2 separate regions of the Homo sapiens genome follow, and region 2 is linked to region 1. A link is an interaction called in ENCODE POLR2A ChIA-PET data of the cell type or tissue named here. Cell type or tissue: PC-9. All regions are shown on one strand.

Evidence for each region. ChIA-PET counts read pairs that join two places held together with the same protein. Peaks named below come from ENCODE experiments on the same cell type or tissue, not always from the same donor. Only the 100,000 strongest peaks of a DNase experiment are listed, where the experiment ranks them.
Region 2: POLR2A ChIA-PET joins it to region 1 with 21 read pairs; 6 of 35 experiments call an interaction of 5 or more read pairs at or near these places.

What each region holds. Positions count from the first base shown.
Region 1 is chr4:76,799,038-76,807,037 of GRCh38, forward strand. SHROOM3-AS1 (SHROOM3 antisense RNA 1) reads right to left here and starts at 3,426. Exons shown (of 3, transcript NR_187405.1): 1 at 3,020-3,426. RefSeq lists an enhancer at 2,211-3,001. In PC-9, no CTCF peak of the experiment used is centred here; a DNase peak (open chromatin) is centred at 4,714; H3K27ac peaks cover 1,268 bases.
Region 2 is chr4:76,934,253-76,942,252 of GRCh38, forward strand. The region is part of intron 1 of LOC105377294 (a long non-coding RNA gene); the gene reads right to left. Among named protein-coding and RNA genes, the nearest start is that of SEPTIN11, 11 kb to the right of the region's middle. In PC-9, no CTCF peak of the experiment used is centred here; no DNase peak of the experiment used is centred here.

The sequences.
Region 1 (8,000 bases):
ATCCAAGATTTAGAACCCAGTTATTCATATACATGCTCTCTTCTAATCACTAAAAGGTCTTAAAAGACATAAGTTTCCTATTTCCTTTCTAAAAACCTACACTCTTCTCTCCTCTTTCCCACTGTAAAAACGAAGCAAGAAAAAAAAAAAATTCGCAAACTGGACAGCCCTCAGAATTACAGATTTGGAGCAACTCGAGCAATGCAACGTGGGCAGAGCAAATTTATGGACAGAAAAAGGAAGGTGACATATAGAAAACGGAAGTGAGGTACAGAAACAGCCAGACTGGTTACAGCTCAGCCTTTGCCTTATTTGGACACAATTTGAACAGTTGGCCGCCTGTGAGTGGACCCTATTCTTCTGCCTCAGGATTGGCTAAGACTCAGCTCTTATTACATACTCCTAAATCAGGTTCATAGTTTGTCTACCTACCAAGGTAGCTTACGGTTTATCCATAAGGACTCAACTATGTGAGTACAGAGACTTTCTCAGGCCAGATTTTAGTTTGATTTAACAAGGGTAAGCTCATTAAATGCTTGTTGAAGTTACAAATATTAGCTATTTGCACCTACTGTGCTTGAGTTACAGTTCTTTTCCTAAGTACCGTACAGGTCTAGACAAAAAGAAAGCAGCTAGGTATCTAAGAGATTAAAAAGACCTAGATGAGAGAATGTACAATTCCACAGGGCAGCAAAAATAAACTTTACTTGGTTTACATTTGCCCAACTGCATATGGCCCCATCTCTTAGCTTTCACACTGTATATAATTCTGTACAGGGATAGAACCAAGTTTTCCCCTTTTTGTTCACTCATTGCCTCTCATTGCATCATGAACAAATGCATTGCATCATGAACAATGCCTCTCATTGTTCACTCATTTGTTCACTCATTGCATCATGAACAATAGTGCCTGAGATGCTTACTTCAGAATTGAGACAGGCAATTGGGCCAAAACCTGTTGAACCTCAGTGAATATAAAACATGAGTGGCAGAAAAGAGCAAAGGAAGGGAGGAAGGAAGGAGGGAAGGAGGGAAGGAAGAAAGACAAAAGAAAGAGCATCCAAATAGAAAGAAGTCATATTATCCTTATTTGCTGGTGATAAAATCTTATATTTGGAAAAACCTAAAGACTCCACCAAAAAACTATTAGAGCTGATAAATTCAGTCAAGTTGAAGGATACAAAATCTACACAAATCAGTAGCATTTCCATATGTCAACACTGAACTATCTGAAAAAGAAATCAAGAAAGTAATCTCACAATAGGTACACATAAAATAGGAATTAATCAAAAAATGAAACATCTCTATGATGAAAACTATAAAACACTGATGCAAGAAATTGAAGAGGACACAAAAACATTGAAAGACATTCCATGTTCATGGACTAGATCAATATTGTTAAAATGTCCATACTACCCAAAGCACTCTAGAGAGTCACTGCAATCTCTATAAAAATACCATTGACATTCTTCATAGAAATAGAAAAAAAAAATTCTAAAATGTATATGCAACCACAAAAGATCCAAAAGAGCCAAAGCTATTCTGAACAAAAAGAATGAAACTGGAGGAACATTACCTGACTTCAAATTGTGCTACACAGTTATTATAACCAAAACAGCACAGTATTGGCATGAAAACAGACCCATAGACCAATGGAGCAGAATGGAGAACCCAGAAATAAATTCATACATCTACAGTGAATTCATTTTCAACAAAGGTGCCAAGAACATACATTGGGGAAAGGACAATCTCTTCAATAAATGGTGCTGGGGAAACTGGATATCCATATGTAGAAGAATGAAACTAGACCCCATGTCACTATATACAAAAATCAAATCAAAATGGATTAAATAGTTAAATCTAAGACCTCGAACTATGAAACTACTACAAGAAAACAATGGGAAAACGCTCCAGGACATTGGACTGGGCAAAGGTTTCTTGAGTAATATCCCTCAAGCACAGGCAACCAAAACATGAGCGGGACTTTTAGGGTGCACTACTCTCAACACCTGAGAAGCAAAACTATGAAAATAAAAGCAAAAATTCCCCCGACCCAACCCCTCCTGGTCTCCTAGTCATTCTTCAAGTTCTGAGTCAATTTATGCCTATGATTTTAAAACACAGGTTTTGTAGCCAGACGGACTACATTCAGACCCAGATTCACTATTATCCTTTGCCTTAGTTTGATAATCTGTAAAATGGGGCTAATCTCTCTCGAGGCTATGCTGAGGATCAGATGACTGCCAAATATAAAGTATTTATATGGTGCACCGTATAAATACTTTGCACCAACCTTATATATCTTAAGCACCTCGTCAATGGGTGCTGTCATCATATTTGCCAAGAGTTATCCCAGGTGGGAGTGATAGAGCAGTGAACAAAACAGACACAGCCGCTGGCCTCCTCCAGGTGCACACAGCCTTCCAAAAATAATATTAATTAAATAAAGCATTGTAACAACACTGACTTAAACTCCTCTGGTCGGGACTGCCCTGTGACTATGTCTGGAATATGTCTAAATTAGCACCCACAACTGTTTTATAAGTCTTCAAAGCCTGTCTCCTCCCAGGCCTTGAACCCCTGGGCACAGAGACCAGCGGCTGATCCCTACCTTTGGGCGCTCGCCCCTGCACTGTGCCTGGCCCTCAGCAGGCCCTACCGACTGTCCTTGCTGACAACAGGAGGAGGGCTGTTGGCGGCACTGACAAATCAAGCGGGTGTCGGACCTCAGCGCCTAGAGGGAGTGCTCTGTCTCCCTCCTTTCCGCCCGGTCTCAGTCTCCCGCCCGGATTCCCTCCCACCGGCAGTAGCCAACAGCCTGTCCCAGCCTTGACCCCATCCATTCTCTCAGCTTACTCTCAGGGTCCGAAACGTGAAAAGGCCAGCAGCTTAGCAAGGTCTCCGACCTCTGTTCCACTCGCCCTCGCCCTCCTTGCTGCTGCGCCTAAAAGCAATCCCAGGCCCACCGCGCCCGCCCACGCTGGCTTCCCCCAGACACCCCCGGCTGCGATTCCCCTACCAGACTTGGCAGTTCCCCAGGGTGTTCGCATTAGCGCCAAGGGGAAACATTCGTTGTTAATTACGTTGCTTCTTAATGATGAGCGTCTGCCGGGCGGCTCCTCTCAGAAGAAAGGCAAAGTGTTCGGAATCGCAACATTTCTGGCCCTGAGCTCTGGAAGGATCGAGCTCCGCTACGGGCCCAGGGCTGAGAAAACGCGCGACCCCGGGGGTCCGTCCACCTCTTCAGGGAACCCACACATTCCACAGATCTCTGTGAAACAGAAAAAGTGTTCCTTCTGAAGACCAAGGGCGTCCCTACAAGATAGATTCTGTCCTCTTCCCTTTGGCTTCTTGGTGAGGGCGACCCTCTCTGCTGAGAGCGCTTCCCTCCAGCTCGCCACGGAGGACGCTGTGTAGCAAAGAAAGGTCCCTCTTCACTTGTGTGAGTTTGCTAACAGTGCACGCAAGGCTTCTCGGGTGAAAGAGGCCTGAGCCACTTCTTTTGAAGCCCTAAATGTATTTTTTAAATGAAGACATGCCAAACAGCTACAAAAAGTTGTAATTGTGCTGTATTTTAAAGCTCCGCCTTGATTACCAGTGTTGTTTACACGCATGCAACTGTAATGACTGCCTGCATAAGCTCATCTGGAGATAAGGCCTAAAGGCCGTATGTGAGGCCCCTGATGGACATGAGGCCAGGATCAAATAGCTCTTCTCCTCTCCCCTCTGAGACGAGCTCTGTGACTGCAAATACACAGGGAGGGGAGGGGAAGTGGCCTGAGAGAGGCGGCGGGAGGAGAATTAACCCTACAACAGAGACAGTGAGGTTTAAAAAAAATAAGTGGACTTGAGAACTGGGTTCATATTGGGTGCCGGTGAGGATACTTCACCTCCTTCTTGCCTCATTACCCATCTGTAAGCTAAGGAATGTTGAAAGAGGCTTTGTTCTCCAAAAAAGATAAAAACAGTTCTAAGGAGAAAAGAGGCCATGGGCCGGGAAGCAAGAATGCATTGCTAAGAGCACCCTGAAGATGTTTCTTTCCTCCTTCTTGCCTCCCTCCTCCTCCCTGAGATGGAATCAAAATGCTTTAACAGGCAGTTGACGAAGAACACGATTCATCCCAACCAAGTGGAGAGTTTTTCTTGTGTTTGATATTTATTAAAATCTTGGAATTCCACACTTCATCCATTTTTCCCATGGCTTCCCTTCATGCATAAACAGCAAAAAGGATGCTGCTTGTTACATAAACTTGTCAGGCTGCAAAAGCCCAACATTCTGTTTTCTCCCTAAGTGGGGTGCGGGAGGAAGCGTGTGTTTATTATGTATTACAAAGAGCTTTGCACTACCTAAAATCAAAGTAATTAGGTAGTGCGAGTCAAAAATAGTTTTGAAATGTTATAAATAAAGTGACAAAACACTTCTTTAGATTTCTGAGAAATGCATTCCTGACAATATTGCTCCTGCTCTCTCTGCATTTGCTATTAGAAAAGAAAGGCCTTCTTTCTCAGTCTATCTTTGCACCATCACCTGGACACCCTCCGAGATGAGTCACAGGCAGAGGAAATTATCGTGATTGCATATTGTTTAGTCTCTAAACTTCAGCTGCTTCCTGGGCAACCCAGTTGCCTGCAATTTAACCTGCCTGGATGGATGAGCTCATTAATGAGCCGCCCCACAGGCTTTCTCGATTGGCTCTTCTCCAGACCCTAGTTCTCTTTCTTCACCCAGTGGTCACTGGTTCACCAGCCTTCCTTGTGTGATGAAGTAAGTCCTCATCCCACTCTCACTGCGCTCCTCCCTCCTTCTGGAGGAGACCTTAGAAAGGGTGGCAGGAGCAGTCATTTCAAGCATCCAGTGGAGCCTGCACTTTTCACAAAGGCCACCCTTTCTCCAGGATGCTACCAACTTCTCAATGCCCTCCTCCCGGGTTCCTTGGGAGGGAGGGGAATCAAGTCAGCAATTCTTCTTTCTTCCTCCTTTCTTCGCCAAGAGGCTGCTTCCCCATCGTGGGTCAGCGCCAGCCTAGTAGGGAACCCTGAATTCCTCTCATTGTTTTCCCCCTTACAGAGAAGCAGAGTGGCCCCAGACGGTGGGAAGCCCTCCTAGGAGTCTCATTGAGGACTCTCACAGCTACCAGTTGGGGATTGGGGGTGAGGGGTGGGGACAGATGGAAAGCCTTGGGTTTTAATGTTTATATAAGAAACAGCAATTCAGGCTCTCCCTCGCCCATGTGTCCTGTGGTGAGTGTGTCTCTAGGGAAAATCCTGGTATTTGCTTTCCGGTTTAAAAAAATTTAATTATCAAGATCCTGACTTTTTGTGCCTTGGCTTCCTGCTTTCTAAGAAAGCCAAAAGCACTTGGATTAAATAAAATTAAGTCCAGACTTCCTTTTGTGGACCCCAAGAGAACACTGCTCCTCTCCTCTCGGCCAGGTCTCTTCGCAGTGTGCTCCACCCTATCTTTATCTCTTATTTTTTCCTTTTTGCTTCCCTTCCTGCCTTTCCAACCACCTTATTTAATTGGCTTCTGGGTCTTTTTTTTTTCTTTTTCCATTTTTGCCACTCTTGAACCCAATTTTATCCTTGACGCTATTTCAATCAGCTTCAGCCAGGAGCTAGTAGTGAAGAAAATCTTGGCCAAAATTGAGAAGTGCTGCTTGTTTTTAACCTAACCTCTATCAGAGTCTTCTAGCGGTCAAGAGCACCTCAAGCCACTTCTTTTTACAGAGGATCCCGGAACCGCTTTTTAAAAAAAATTTTGATAAATGCCAAAAAGTCACACAAACTGTAGAATATCTTAGGTGTTTACACTAAAAAATTGTCCCTTAACACACACTCACAAAACAATGTAACTAAAGATGTCATGTAAGTCTAAATATGAAGCTCCTTGTGAATTTGGGACCCCAGTCAAAACCTCTGATGTCCATTTCCCCCTGAAGAACCTTGTGGCCCACATATTGCTCTTCTTGTCTTGGCTCAACTAGCTACTGGGGAATTTGAGCAGCAGGGCAGTACTGATTCCTCTGTTGCCAGTCCTCTCCCCTGCCTGGGCAGTCTGAGACCCCCTCTCCCCCAGTAGGGCACTCAGTTGAAAACGGTGGCTTTCTACCTTCAGGTGTCCACCGATGACCAGATGGTGATTGTTAATAACGTTATTCTTTTAAAACCATGACTGGTTTTCCAACCCCACACACGAGGGTGTTTTTAAATTAATTGATTTTTAACTCTGTTTTTAAATGAATAAAAGTGTTTTAGAATTAGCATCATTTGAAAGAACAGCAGATCCAATTGTTGGAACTGAGTGATAGGTACTCAGGAATCACTGTGCTGGACTCTCTACTTTCATGTATGTTAGACATTTCCATAACAAAAATAAAATATAAGTAAGATGCTCTTGGATCTAAATTTACTCTAAATACTAGCATTAAGAATAAAATGTTCTGGACTGGGTGCTGTGGCTCACTCCTGTAATCCCAGCACTTTGGGAGGCCGAGGTGGGTGGATCAATTGAGGTCAACAGTTTGAGACTAACCTGGCCAACATGGAGAAACCCTATCTCTACTGAAAAAAAAAAAAATCCCAAAGAATTAGCCAGGTGTGGTGGTGCACACCTGTAATCCCAACTACTGAGGAGGCTGACGCAGGAGAATCGCTTGAACCCAGGAGGTGGAGGTTGCAGTGAGTAGAGATTGTGCCACTGCACTGCAGCCTGGACAACAGTGAGACTGCATCTCAAAATAAAATGTTCTGAATTAATTTCTCTTTGTAAGTTGAGAGAAAAACCTTTACCACTATTTCCTAAATAAAACTTTTGTCTGGCTTTCTGGGGGTATGTTTGTGTGTGTGTTTGAGGTTTGTTTAGCACAATCTGAGATATAGGATCCAGATGATGATGATTTTGAGACAGTGTCTCGCTCTGCTGCCCAAGGTGGAATGCAGCGGCATAATCACGGCTCATTGCAGCCTCAGCCTCCTGGGTAGCTGAGACCACAGTTTTGTGCCACCATGCCTGGCTAATTTTTTTTTTTTTTTTTTTGAGACAGGGTCTCCATATGTTGGCCAGGCTGGTCTCAAACTCCAGGACTCAAGCAATCCTCCTGCCTCAGCTTCCCCAAGTGCTACAGGCATGAGACACCATGCTGGGCTAGCGAGACCCATTTTATTATTAAACTATGTTTTTTTAATGTTAAAAATATTATAATTGTTTTAAAGAAGTTGACTTCATTGAAAAACATTTATTAAGACTTACTAAATGTGAAGCTGTAACAAATAAGATGTAAGAAAAATAATTATAGACTTACTGGTACATTTGGAGTAGCACTGTTAAGTAGCAAGAAAAGCTCAGGAGAGCAGACTCCAATCAGAGGAAGAGGCAATAGGAACGGTTTTTCAGAGAAGCTGGCCTTTAAGCTACGCCTTGAAGGATAAGAGAAATTTCACCAGACTAGACAAGTAGGAGGAGGTGGAGTTATTCCAAGGAGGAATGGTGAGAGTTCAGGCCCCAAGATAAGTGTCTAGCATATTTGAAGTTTGCTAAGCACAGCTGTGTGTACGTGCAGGATGTGCATTTGCCTGGGAGAATGCTGGGGGCAGTGGAAAGACCAAGATGAAGGCAAAGTTCTGAATGTGTCTCCCCAAATTCCTATGTTGAAACAATCCCCAATGTGAGACTATTAACAGGCAGCCTTTTGGGAAGTCAGGCTCAGTTCTCATGAATGGGATGAGTGCCTTTATAAAAGAAGCTGAAGGCAGCTCATTTACCCCTTCCACCATGTGAGGATGTAGCAACCAGGCACTATCTATAAGGCAGAGAACAAACCCTTACCAGTCACCAAATCTGCTTCCACCTTGATCTTGGACTTTCCAGCCCTCAGAACTGTGAGCTATAAATTTCTGTTTATCAGTTACCCAGTCTACAGTGTTTTTGTTATAGCAGCACAAACAGACTAATACACTGTATTAATCTGTTTTCACACTGCTATAATGAAATACCTGAGACT
Region 2 (8,000 bases), 140 kb after region 1:
TTGATCTCAAACTTCCAGCCTCTGGAACTGTGAGAAATAAATTTCCGTCGTCTATAAGCCGCCAGTTTATGGTATTTTGTTACAGCAGCCTAAGGTAAGACTCTTACCCCTTTTGGAAATTAACTACGTTTGTGCCTTGGGATTTTGGTGGGATCAGTCAAGGTGCATGTGTACATACACATGTACATACACACACTCACGAGCCAAAAGGTGGGCACACAATCCAAGCCAGGCCAACCAGACTTTGCCACAGAGTGTCAGAAAGCTGGGAAGTAAAGCTGACTCCTGCTGAAGGGGTGGTTCTTCTATCTGTGGCCTGATTGTTCAACCCTTCCTGTGTAAGCTCCCCAGACCCTTGTAATGAATATCTGTTTTACTGGCTTTACTGGCGTTATCTGGTTCTACTGGCTTTAGCCAGTGTCTATGTCTGCCACTTGAGTTCAAAACAAAACAATAAAATGACCCGAATGGGTATATTTCTACTTTATAATCTTCACACATAGCAGTCCACACAAATAAAAAGAATTTCTACAACACTCCCAGAAGGTAGAGGGAATTATTACAAAGTAAATGTAGAGGGAATTATTACAAAGTACTGAGGGAACTTATGGGGAAGGAGCCAAAAAATGAAGATTTGTCTCAAATTCCTGTGACATCCACCAGTTCCATTTCCAGGAATTTATTCTAAGGAAATAAACAAGCAGTGAAAGATGTATGTGCTAGGTCATTGGCCACAGAGTTATTTATAAAAATAAAATATAGAAATAATCTAGATAATTATGGGTAGTAGCAGTCATTAAAAATGTAATGAAGGCTTGTATGCATTAATACGAAAAGATGTTCTAATATACTTTTAAGTAAAAACGTGATTATAAAACAACCTAACACTTCCATTTTTACAAATACATTTCTATATATGTAAGTATGCATACAAAAAATCTAGAAGTGAATATATAAAAATATTGGTAGTTGCTATCTGAATGGTGAGTTTATGAGTGATTTTTATTTTTCTCATTATATTTCTCAGAAATTTCCAAATTCTTTGCAAAGAGGTCTTAGTAATATGTAATCAGAAATAATCAATGAATCAAGTAACGTTCTTGAAGGATTTTTAATAATGTAAAATGTAAAAATGTTACATTGTAAAAAAGGATAAAGTGCTATTTTTAGCATCATCTTTTAATTATATAAAAATATTCAGTGTTTTAGAAGAAAATACATCAGTATATTAATGTGCTTTTCTCTGAGAGGTTGGCTTATTAAAGATTCTAAGATTTTTATAAATAAACAGTATACCTACATATATATGTATATATATATAAAATTTACCTAAACATCAACAAATTGAAATAAATAATATTTAAATCCAGATACCAATATGAACCCTGTTATTGCATAGGACCAGAGAATGAATTGATAATACATTAAAATTCAACCCCTTTCTATTAGGAAACTTCATCTGATTGAGGAAGATGATGATAAGAAGAATCAGAGAGAAAGGTGATCAGATCCAGTTTGGGATCCAATGTGGGGTTAACCCTAAAAAGAATTGAACTTGGCCTCTTTTTTTCTCCCCAACCCTTCTGCTAGGGCCAATATGATTCATGTCCAGTTATCCTTCTATCTCCCTTAATTATTATTATCATTAATTTGCTCCTACTGAAACTAGAATATCATTGGACAACAGTAGCCATGTCAAACCTTTATAAGGGTGCCAACCCTTCCGTTTTTCTAAGTTGACTTATTGGGTAGAAATAACTGTTTACTGAATGTCTACCATATGCACAGCTTTGTAAGAAAAAGGAAAAATTATAAAATATGGTTAGGCAAAAAAATTAAACAATAGTTTAACAGTGACATAACAATTCAAAGTCATTCCAGGATAGTACACCACCACACCAGAGGCAGGATGACAGTAGCAAGTGTATGGGTTTAAGAGGCAGATCAGCCTCTACCACTGTTTTGTTGATGTGTGACTTTGACATATGTTATAGACCCAGTGAGAATTGGTTTTCTCATCTGTATACTGGAGATAATAATAACTACCTGTGGTGTTCGGCCTCCATGATAGTTTCTAGTGATCTTGCCTTCTGGTATTCACACTTCCCGTAGTCATCTCCTGCATTGAATAGAGCTAATATGACAACAAATAGGATATTGTAGGAATTATACAGTATAATTTTCTAGGGTGAGGTCATGAGAGACCTTGTGGTTTCCACCTTGCTCTTTGCTCTGTCTTGGATCACTGGTTTTGGGAATGTCAGCTGCCATGTCATAAGGACACTCACTTAGCCTTATGGTGAAAACTACATGGCGAAGAACTGGGTCCTCTCACCAACATCCAGTGTCAACTTGCCATGCATGTGAGTGAGCCATCTTGGAGGCAGATCTTTAGCCCCTTCCACACCTTCAGATGACTGCAGCCCTAGCCAGCATCATGACTGCCATGCCACAAAACCTGAGCCAGAACCACTTGGTAAGCCACTTCTGATTTCCTGACCCACAGAAACTGAGATAATCACTGGTGATTGTTTTAAGCCACTACATTTTGGGGGATAATTTGTTATGCAGCAATAGCTAACTAATACTCTAGATTATGATGTATTAGTGTTATTTATTTGCTTTATCTGCTGCTCCAACATCAGACAATTGAGAGTGCAGGGTCTGGGACAGCATCTTTGGGAAAGAGAAGGGATGCCGAGAGTTATAGACAGAGGTGCAATTTGTATATGAGGGTGCATAAGGATAGCCCTGGTGGGAAGATTTGGTTTTCTCTGTAAGCAGGAAGCATGATATAGCTGCTAGAGGAAATGACAAGTAATAGAGAAAACAAAAACAGGGTTAGACAGCATGAACGTATAGTGATCTGAGCTGCAGGGTTCTTTTCTTTCTCCATCAATTCTCTGTGATCTAGGGGTAAAAGGATTAAAATAAACAGCAACTGGGGAAAGACCAAGTGAAAAGTTCGATGACCAAGAGCATTGGCAGGGAGGACTGATGCCCATGGTTGTAACATGTGAATTTCTTCTACCTGAACACTGATTTATACTGTGAAATTACCAATATTTGGTACAAAAAAATGTCAATTTCATATAGTTCAACCCATATTCATTCTAAAGAGTAAATCTACATCTTCCTGGAGGAGTTTGGGTGGTTGAGATCACTGATGAGGAAGAAGCAAGTTTCTTAAGAAAGCCCATCTTGAGAAAAACCCCTACAGATTAAAGTGAGTTTTCCCAATGCCTGGAACAAGTAAACTTTTTTTTTTTTTTTTTTGAGATGGAGTCTTGCTCCGTAGCCAGGTGGGAGTGCAGTGGCGTGATCTCGGCTTAGTGCAACCTCCGCCTCCTGGGTTCAAGCGATTCCCCTGCCTCAACCTCCTGAGTAGCTGGGACTACAGGTGCGCACCACCATGCCCAGCTAATTTTTTGTATTTTAGTAGAGACGGGGTTTCACCATGTTGGCCAGGATGGTCTCGATCTCCTGACCTCAGGTGATCCGCCTGCCTCGGCCTCCCAAAGTGCTGGGATTACAGGCATGAGCCACCGCGCCCGGCCCACATAAACTCTTAAAAATTTTAAAAATAGATATACATGCACGTAATTCAAAAAAGGAAGATACAGAAACATAAAAGAAGATAAGTAAGTCTCCATCTGCACTAATTGTTTTCAGCCGCAAGCAATAGAAACCTCATACCTGACTGGTAGGGAAATGTATTCACTCTCTTACCAGAGATGCGAGATGGGGTTCAGTTAGTTGATTTAGCAGCTTCACCGTATTATCAAGGACACAGATTCTTTCTGTTTTTCTACTCTGCTCTCTACTGCCTGGGCTTCAGCCTAAGGCTAATTTATTTCACAGTTGTCAAATGGAAACAGTTGGGCTTCATCCTTCCTTATTTGTGTCCAACTGACTTTCTGTGAATTTGTCCTTAGAGTAAGAAAGCAAATTCTAGAACCTTCCAGCAAACCTCTCCTCTGCTCTCCTCTCATTCACTGGACAGAATTGGGTCACATATCTCTTCTTTAACAAATCACTGTCAGGGGAAAGGAATCATACCTGTAACAATCAGAGCCATCCCTGGCTAAAAAGTCCATTTTCCAAATGCATTTGTGTAGAATGGATGTGGTTGAGTCACTCACAATGTTCATCACCTTGACCCACACCTGCTGCACGTGCTCTTTCACAAAAGCAAACACTATTCTCAATCTCTAGTGCATCCTTCTGAAGATGCATGTTCATTTAGATGCATTCTCTTCCCTTTTTACAGAAGTGGTAGTGCAGCATACATGTTGTCTTACACATTGTTTTTTTTTTCATAGTATACACTATTGGTAAATGTTTAATGAATAAATGCTAAGTTCAGAAACATATATTTTGTAAGCCAGGTGGCTTTTATCCTAATTATGTATTTTCTTGTTTGCCTTTTGTACTCCACTAGCATTAAGCTTTTTTAAGTTCCAGCAATTTCAGTTTTGCTAAGGGGAAAACAAGGAAGAGTCTTTGTGTGGACTGGGGCCAGGGTATTAAAGGGGATCAGCAGATCCTGAGTGCCAATATAGTAGTGGCAGCAGACAGAAGAGAATCCCAAGGGGTATGTAAAATAATATAATAACAACAATAATAGTGCCTCCTATGTACTAGATTGTGCTAAACATATATTCAGTAAGAACCAAGTTGGGGCCGGGCGCAGTGGCTCACACCTGTAAACTCAGCACTTTGGGAGGCCGAGGCGGGCGGATCATGAGGTCAGGAGATTGAGACCATCCTGGCTAACACAGTGAAACCCTGTCTCTACTAAAAATACAAAAAATTAGCCGGGCGTGGTGGCAGGCGCCTATAGTCTCAGCTACTCGGGAGGCTGAGGCACGAGAATGGCATGAACCCGGGAGGTGGAGCTGGCAGTGAGCTGAGTGGGCAACAGAGTGAGACTCCGTCTCACAAAAAAAAAAAAGAAAAAAAAAGAAAAAAAGAACCAAGTTGGGTCTCCTTGGTTGGCTGTCTCTTCACAACTAATGATTCTCCTTCAAATGCTAGACCTTATGATTTGTAGTGTTTTCACAATGGAGGTGATTCTCTTAGCCTTTGTGAGTGAAACTCCAAGAGCTATATTAAGAAAGATATGAGTGCTGAGGAGGCAACATAGCTTGTTGAGAGATGTGGGTGGTGTAGGGTAACAAACTTGGGCTTGAATCCTAGCTCTACCACTTATTAATTTCACAGTGTAATTAGACATTGGATAACGTGGATGATTTTGTTTTGTTTTGTTTTTTGTAGAGATGGGTCCTTGCTATGTTGCCCAGGCTGGTCTCAAACACCTGGCCTCAAGCCATCCTCCTGCCTTGACCTCCCAAAGTGGATAATATTCTTATTGTCTCTGTGCTTTAGTATCCTCATCAAGAAATGGAGAAATGCCAGAGGATTGCTGTGATGATTAAATGAGAGATGCATACAAAATACTTTGCATGGTGCCTGAGACAGAAAAGCATTCAACAAATCTAAGCAAAAGTTTGATGGCATGTGATAACTTGTAGAGAAAGAGGTCCACTCTTACAGGTTTTGATATCACAAAAACAATATTAGTACAGCAATTTAAGATTTTTTTATTGATGTTTAACCTGTATACAACCATACCCATTTTAAGTGTACAGACAAATGAATTTTGACAAATTCATTCACTCATCTAATCATCACTATAACCATGATACAGATTTTTATCACTCCAAAAGTCCATCCTGTGCTCTTTTCAAGTCCATCCTCCTCATCTGATACCCCAAGCCACCATTGTTTTGCTTTCTGTAACTACAGTTTTGTGTTTTTAGAATTTCATATATGTTGAATCATACCATTTGTAATTTTGGGGTCTGACGTCTTTCACTCAGAATAATGTATTTGAGATTTATCTACATTTTGCATGTATCCATGGTTTATTTTATACCAAAGCAGGGTTCTATTATGTAAATATAGGTACCACAATTTGTTTGTCAGTTAACCTGTTGTTGAACTCTTGGGCTGTTTCATTTTTTGGCTGCTATGCATAAAGCTGCTATGAATGCTTTTTTGTGGACTCATTATTTCTGTCGTGTAACTATTTTTTAGTGTAAATGTAGAGTCATATGGTAAATATATGTTTAACTACATAAGAAACTGCCAATCTGTTTTCCAAAGTGCTTGTACATTTTGCATTTTCACCAACTGCAATGGTTTGGATGTGGTCTGTCCCTACTGGAATGCATATTGAAATTTTATCCCCAGTGTGGTGGTGTTGGGAGGTAGGCTAGTGGAAGGTGTTTGGGTGAGGGAGATGGATCCCTCAAGAATAGATGAATGCCCTCCTACAGAGGTGAGTAGTTCTTGCTCTGAGAGAATGAATTAGTTCCCATGATAGCAAGTTGTTAAAAATGAGTTTGGCTTCCTTGGCTTCTCTCTCTTGCATCCTCTCTCACAATGTGATCTTTACACACACTCTCTCTTTCTGCTTTCTGTCATGAGTTGAAGCAACATGAGGCCTTCATCAGATGCAGCTGCCCAATCTTGACTCTTCTAGTCACCACAATCATAAGCCCAATAAACCTCTTTTTTAAAGTAAAATATCCAGCCTCAGGTATTCTGTTATACCAACACTAAACAAAGACAGCAACAAGGCATCAGAGTTCCAGTACTCCACATCTTCCCGAACAACTGGAATCATCAGTCTTTCTAATTTTCACCATTCTACTAGGAGGCATACAATTGTACTTTAATTTGCATTTCTCTGATGACTAATGATGTTGACCACCATTTCACATGCATTTGGCCAAACATGTATCTTCTTTTATTATGTGTATGTTCACATATTTTGTCATTATTATTTTTTGCAAATAGTGTAGGTATTTTTCCCCAGTCTGTGGCTTACCTTTTTAGTTTCTTAGTGGTGTATTTTGAGGAGCAAAAATTTGAAGTTTGATAATATCCAGTTGGTTAGTGCTTTCTGTGTCTCCTCTACAAAACTGTTGCCTAACCCACAGTCATGAAGAGTTTTTCTTTGTTTTCTTCTAAACAAAGCTTTACTGTTTACACTTAGGTTTATGATCCATTGGATTCAATCTTGTGTATAGGTGAAATAAGGTTTGAGGTTCTTTTCTTCTATATGGATATCCAATAGTCCCAGTATGATTAGTTGAAAAGATTGTCCTTTCCCATAGAATTATCTTGGCACTTGTGCCAACAATCAATTGACCATATGTGTCTATATGTAGACTTTCCATATGCTCTCCCACTGGACTATATGATTGTATGTTGGCCGATTCCATGTCTTGATTATTGTAGCTTTTTAGTTAAGTATTGAAATTGCACAGTGTAAGTTATCCAACTTTGTTCTTTTTCAAAATTGTTTTGGCTAGCTAGCATAGGTCTTTTGTGTTTTCACATACATTTTACAATCAGATTGTTAATTTCTATTTTTAAAAAAAGCTTGCTTGGATTTCAATTGGGATTATATTGAATCTGTAGATCAATTTAGGGAGAATTACATATTAACAATATTGAGTCTTTCAATCCATGATCATGGTATATTTCTCCATTACTTTAGGCTTCCTTTAATTTCTCTCAACACAGTTTTATAGGTTTTTAGAGTACAGATCTTACACATATTTTGATAAACTTATCTCTATTTTGTTTTTGATATTGTTGTACAATAATTGTTTATATGGTTATTTCATTATAATAATGATCCTATGAGGTAAATATGAGCTTAATTTATTAGTTAACAAATGCAGCTCAAAGAGATCAAAAGGTTGGCTTAATATCATATGATTGGCTAATCCCATTTCTGGAAATGTATCTTGCAGATATACTTTCACATGTTAAAAATGACTAGTACAAGGTTATTATTGCGGCATGGTTTATCATGATAAAAGACTGAAAAAACCTTGAGTGTATCCATGAGACTTTATCAGTGATATAGCCTTAGAAACAGTAGGCAGCTGTATAAATGAATGAAGAAGGTAACTATGTATCTA